Regions from separate parts of the Mus musculus genome. Here region 1 is linked to region 2. The links are chromatin loops, found by intact Hi-C in ENCODE. Cell type or tissue: left cerebral cortex. All regions are shown on one strand. Each heading gives the region's core, and the rest is flanking DNA. Links, peaks and the distances in the headings are about the cores only. Region 1 overlaps Cfap221 (cilia and flagella associated protein 221). Region 2 overlaps Ptpn4 (protein tyrosine phosphatase, non-receptor type 4).

Region 1 (2,916 bases), core at 291-2,790, 260 kb before region 2:
GTGTGTATCCATTGCTAAAAGAGCAGCTCCATTGGTTCGGCCCTCAAGTCCACTAGTGACCTGCCTCCCTCTCTAGCCACAGGTACCATTCCCATCATGTTCCCTGCCTGTACTCAGCCAAACTGCTGGTGACCTAATAGGTCTGTCATCTTGCCAGAGCATTCCCCTGCACTGTCCTCCCTGCCTGGGTGCAACCTGTCCTACTTGAATGCCTGGAAAGCCACAGCAGCCCTTGGTCATCACCACATACCGTATACTAGAACAACTGTCTTTGCTTTAGAGAAAGTCAAGTTGAATGGAATGATACAATTTGGATTGAACCTTTTGACACTTAAAAATGGTCACCTGAGTGAAAGGAAGGCTAAGATACATCCTTGTTAGTTCCTTTTCTTGTTCCTACAACAAACATATGACAAGAGCATCCTGGGAAAGTAAGGCCTGATGTCAAGAGCCCTGGGCAGCTGGCCACGTCACATCCATAGTCAGCAAGCCTGGAGGGAGGGATGCTGGGTCTCAGCTCACTTTTCCCTCTGTATTCAGCCTGGGACCTCAGCCTAAGGGATAACACTGCTCACAGTTAAAGGTGGGTCTTCCCACTTCAGTTAATCCAAGTTTTAAAAATCCTCAGAAACATTCCCAAAGATGTGTCTCCTAGATGAGTCTAGAGTCTGTCAAGTTAACAGTCGATATTAGCTCTTGCAGCTAACACTGTCGTCTTTCTGCATCCTGACCCTGCTCCAACTTTCATCACAGGATATAATTCCTGGAATCATGAACTGGAAGAAGTTCCAGCCCCTGGTGTTTTCCTCCATGTCTGACCCCTCTATGGTGGAAGCCACTCAGAGGTAAGCTGGGAACTGCTGGCCTCCTGGGGTATGTTAGCACCGTAGCTTACGGAGGCTGGGAGACCAGGAATCAGAGGCCATGCCTTTTAAAAGTAATGTAATGCTGACTAATTGGTGGCTCAGAGAGAGAATTAACAGATCATATAATTTTGCTGAAATATTCATCTTTTTCTTTATAGTTCATGGGGTGAGTGAGTCTGTCTCTCTGTCTCTCTGTCTCTTTCTCTCTCTCTCTCTCTCTCTCTCTCTCTCTGTGTGTGTGTGTGTGTGTGTGTGTGTGTGTGTGTGTGTGTGTATTCAAGTACACGCTCATGTGTGTACTTGCTTATGGAGGCCAGAAGGTGATCTTGAGTGTTCTTCACTCTCTCTCTCTCTCTCTCTCTGTGTGTGTGTGTGTGTGTGTGTGTGTGTATTCAAGTACACGCTCACGTGTGTACTTGCTTATGGAGGCCAGAAGGTGATCTTGAGTGTTCTTCATCAGAAACTACAACTTTTTGTTTATTTTAAATTTTATTTATTGACTTATTTATTTTGAGATAAGGTCTTTTATTAGTACCTGGAAGTAGCTGATTCTGCTAAGGTAGCCAGCCGTGTTACCAATGGAGTCTCCAGTCTTTGCCTCCTCCATTCTGGAATTACAGATGTTCATCACCAAACCCAGCTTTTTAAAAAGTGTGTTCTGTGGCTGGAACTCGGGTTCTTGGGATCAAATTCAGGTCTGCACACTTGCATGGCAAACACTTTATTGAGTCATTTCCTGGGCTCTTGAGGAGTTATCTTCCTCTTTGTGAGACAGGGGCTATGATGACAACTTCACTGGGATGTTGCAAATGGCTATATGATGAAGTATCTAGGATCTGACTGACTCTTGCTTTTGATAACTCTTGCATTTTCCACTGAGCTCACAAAACTGTGTGCAATCATTCTCTCACCACTAGATGGGAGCATCATCCCCCTAAACCAACTCATTCTACAAGAAAACTGAATGAGTCAAACTGACCTGCTGTTCTGGTTTCATTTCTGTTGCTGTGATAAAATACCCGGACACAAAGCAGCCTAGGAAAGAAGGGGTCTGTTTGGCTTGCAATTCCAGGTTATATTTTGTTACTTCAGGAAGGTCAAGGCAGAAGCTTCAAACACCATCCACAGCCAAGAGCAGGCAGAATAGAATCCTTGCTCATTCAGGATCTGCTGCCTAAGGAATGGTGCCACCCACAGTGGGCTGAGTCTTCCTATATCAACTAACAATCCAGAACTCATTCCATACACACACAGGCATGCTCACAGGCATACCTGACATATATAGACCCATATCTAGCTAGTGCATAACTCAGTAATAAAGTTCTTGCCTCTCATCCTCACCACTACAGTGGGGAAAAATTGACTCAGCTGGGTCTGGGGTTGTTTCTGAACTCCAGTGCACCCATTGTTAACATTCATGGATTCCAAGTATTAAAAACTGGTCAATTCATTGTTTTCCAAAGTAATGTCCTTGGAAACATCTCCCAAAGCTGAAGTTTTAGTGGAAAGTCAGGAGAAGGTTGCTGTGGCCCGGATATCCATACATTAAACATGAAGGTCATATCAATGAAAAGCTTTCTACCATGACTTTTGCCTTCAGCTTCTGTGCCTGAATGCTCTGTTGGGCCAGTTTGTTTCAGATGAGCTGCCATTGCATAATATCTCAAAAATCAGGAGCAGGGCCCAGGCAGGGGTGCAGATCAGCTGGTAGGAAGTGTGTAACACGCACAAAGCCTGGGCTCCATCCCCAGCATTGTAGAAATGGTCACACATCTGTAACCTCAGCATGGAGAGACGAAAGCAAGAGACTCAGGAGTTCAAAGTCGTCCTCAGTTACACAGAGAGCCCAAGGCCAGCCTGGACTACGTGAGATTCTGTCTCAAAAGAAAATAAGTATCTTTCTATTATTTGTTTATACTGATTGTTGGATTGAAGGCCAAGCTATTGCTTCTAAAAGCAGTTATAAATAATAATGGTAATCTATTTTCTAACTTCTGTACTTATCTATCCATGTGCTATGACAAAGTGCTATAGTCTCCATGTTAAAAAC
Region 2 (2,916 bases), core at 262-2,761:
GTGTCCTTTCACTTTTCACTTGAAGGAAAGAACCTCTGAAATATTAAATGCCAAAACTGGCAGAGTTAGGATTTGAGGATTTGAGCCAGAGTTCTTACTTTAATTATATCCATCATTGCTCCCCTTACTGCAGCCAAGTATATATATATTATATATTTATATACTCTATCTGTATATTTGAGAGATTTTGTATTTAAATGTTTTATTATACTCATTTATGTGTGCGCAAGTGTTTGTGGTTTTGTCATGGTGCACCTGTGGAGGTCAGAGAGGGCAGAAGACAACCTAAAGGAGTCTGCTGTCTGCTCCACAGTATGTGTCCCAGCAATTGGGTTGAGATGGTCATTCTTGGCCATAAGCACTCCTAGCAGCTGAGCCATTTCATTCTCCTGGGGCTTTGATGTCATTCCTGTCATGGAATAATTGTCTCAAGTTTTGTTCATGCTCACAAAGTGTTTACTTTACCATCTTTGTTCACGTGGAATCCCTATTAGGTAATCTTTTAAGCAGTTCTCTGACCTTAATTTATTTGATTACCCTGTTCAAAATGCCTTAGACATAAAAATTGAGTCATTAAAGTATAGCAATGTTGCCAGGTGGTGGTGGTGAACACCTTTAATCCTAGCACTTGGGAGTTAGAAGTAGGTGGATCTTTATGAATTTGAGTCTAGCCTGATCTACAGACTTAGTTCCAGGACTGCCAAAAGCTATACAAAGAAACTGTGTCTCGGAAAATCTTTACCAAAAAAAAAAAAAAAAAAGTATAGCAATGTAAGTAGCTAGTACTTACAAGGATACAACTATTTCTGTGAAATGTTTTCCTTCAGTTCAAATGTTGTATTTAAGTGAGTTTATACACAATGGCAAGACAAAATGGAAAGGTGGTTTTATTTCCTTCTAAAGCTAAAATGGCATGAATTTTATATTTTAAAGGTAATTCCTAAGTCAAAGTGTGTAACTTCTCATTTTCATTTAGAAAAATGAGAGCCGTCAACTTACTCAGATTCAGTACACAGCCTGGCCTGACCATGGAGTACCTGATGATTCGAGTGACTTTCTGGATTTTGTTTGTCATGTACGAGACCAGAGGGCTGGAAAAGAAGAGCCCATTATTGTTCATTGCAGGTACTTTATTTCCTGTCCTTAAGAAATGAATAAGTACGTTGTTGGGAATGCATTCTGTATTTTGGCCTTTTGTTGTAATAGAAGATGGTAGACAATGGAGAAAATTCTAATATAATGGTGTAGAAACTATGTAAAAGGATAAAAACAATAGTTATTTTCTGGTTCTCCTGTTTTAGTCTCTCTTCATTGGAATGTGTCTTATAATTGATGGTAACTTGGATATGATGAAATACTGACATCGTTTCCATGTGTTGTATTGCTATAACAAGACATTTGAAACTTGGTAATTTATAAAAACAGGAATGTAGTTTTCAGTTTTAGATTGCAAGGCTAAGTGTGGCCAGCAGAGGCTGCTACTCTACAAACTAGGGGAGCTAATACAGTGCAGAGCCCTGTGGGCCTCTGAAGCTTAACCTGTATGACTAGCAGCAGATCCAAAGTGGCATCTTTCTTTCTGCCACTGGGTCACATGTGATAATATCTTAATATATACCTTTAGTGGTAATATCTTAATGTTTTCTTATTTTAACATTTTTGAGAAAAGGTCTTGTATAACCTAACCTGGTCTAAATGCCCTTACGATCCTCCACCAATTCTGGAGTTGTACATGTATACTATACTGCCACCCCATCTTACAAAATAGAATTTTTGTGTTTTTATTTTTTTTAAATTTCATTTCCATGTTTAACTGGTTTTATTTTTCATTATTCAGCAAGCTTTTTTTGTTTTGTTTTGTTTTGTTTTTCAAGACAGGGTTTCTCTGTATAGCCCTGGCTGTCCTGGAACTCACTCTGTAGAACAGGCAGGCCTTGAACTTAGAAATCTGCCTGCCTCTGCCTCCTGAGTGCTGGGATCAAAGGTGTGCGCCACCACGCCCGGCTTTTCTTTTCTTTTTAATCTCCTGTTTTTTCCTCCTCTTCTTTATTTTAATATTTTTTTTATTATTTGTTAAATTGACATCATACATCCCAATTCCACTCATCTCCTCATCCCTCCATATATACCCTCTGCCCTTGCAACCTTCTCCCAAAAACAAATGAAATAAAACCATCTCACTGTGGGAGCTGCAGCGGGTCACACAGTGTAATCTGTTCCCACACAGCTTTACTTGGAAATGGTCATCACAATGAGTCGTTGCTCCAGCATCAATACTGGATCCTTGCCTGGATATCCTTTTAGTGCCCTGTGTCATGGGCATTCGACAACTTTGGTTCTGTAGAACCTGCCCCTTCCCACACTCCAGTGTGTGTGAGTTCATCAGCCTCCCCACCCCCCACCCCCAGCTCTCCTGTGCCCATGCTAATGGGGCCAGCTCTTCCACTTTGCTCTAGTGGGGGATTCCTCCTCCGTTTTATAACTTATTTCTACTCTTCTTTTTCCTTTTACTTAACACTGTTTCTTGTGTCCCTTTTTCCTCTCCTTTCTTTCTTTATCCCATTCATTACTATTTCCACCTTTGCTATAAATGATTTTTAACTTCAGAGTATACTTAACATTCATTTTGCCATTTTTTTCTTCTTTGGTCATTGCGGGTGTGTTATGGAGTTTAACCAATTTCACTGTGTTTCGATATCACATTCATTGTGGGGTTACCAATTTGTTTTCATCTCCCTGAGTAATATTGGGGGTTTACCCTGCAAGAATAGTCTGCTAGGGAGGAAGATTCCCAAATAAAAGTGGAAGAAAAATCCATACCAACAAAGGCACAAATTAAGACACAGAAATACTCCTCAATTACTAAATTCAAACATACTAAAACAGGTAAAATATTGGATAAATTCAAACATTTTC

What was found. A loop is a pair of places that touch in the nucleus more often than their neighbours do. Peaks named below come from ENCODE experiments on the same cell type or tissue, not always from the same donor. Only the 100,000 strongest peaks of a DNase experiment are listed, where the experiment ranks them.
Region 1: it touches region 2 in a loop (2.5-fold over the local background); 2 of 42 quality-filtered maps call a loop at or near these places.

The regions. Positions count from the first base shown.
Region 1 is chr1:119,928,818-119,931,733 of GRCm38, reverse strand. Cfap221 (cilia and flagella associated protein 221) reads left to right here. Exons shown (of 24, transcript NM_001115074.2): 21 at 754-845. Among named protein-coding and RNA genes, the nearest start is that of Tmem177, 17 kb to the right of the region's middle. In left cerebral cortex, for the core only: a CTCF peak has its summit at 1,776 (motif pointing right); a DNase peak (open chromatin) is centred at 1,789.
Region 2 is chr1:119,673,758-119,676,673 of GRCm38, reverse strand. Ptpn4 (protein tyrosine phosphatase, non-receptor type 4) reads left to right here. Exons shown (of 27, transcript NM_019933.2): 25 at 977-1,125. Among named protein-coding and RNA genes, the nearest start is that of Epb41l5, 26 kb to the right of the region's middle. In left cerebral cortex, for the core only: a CTCF peak has its summit at 1,460 (motif pointing right); a DNase peak (open chromatin) is centred at 1,495.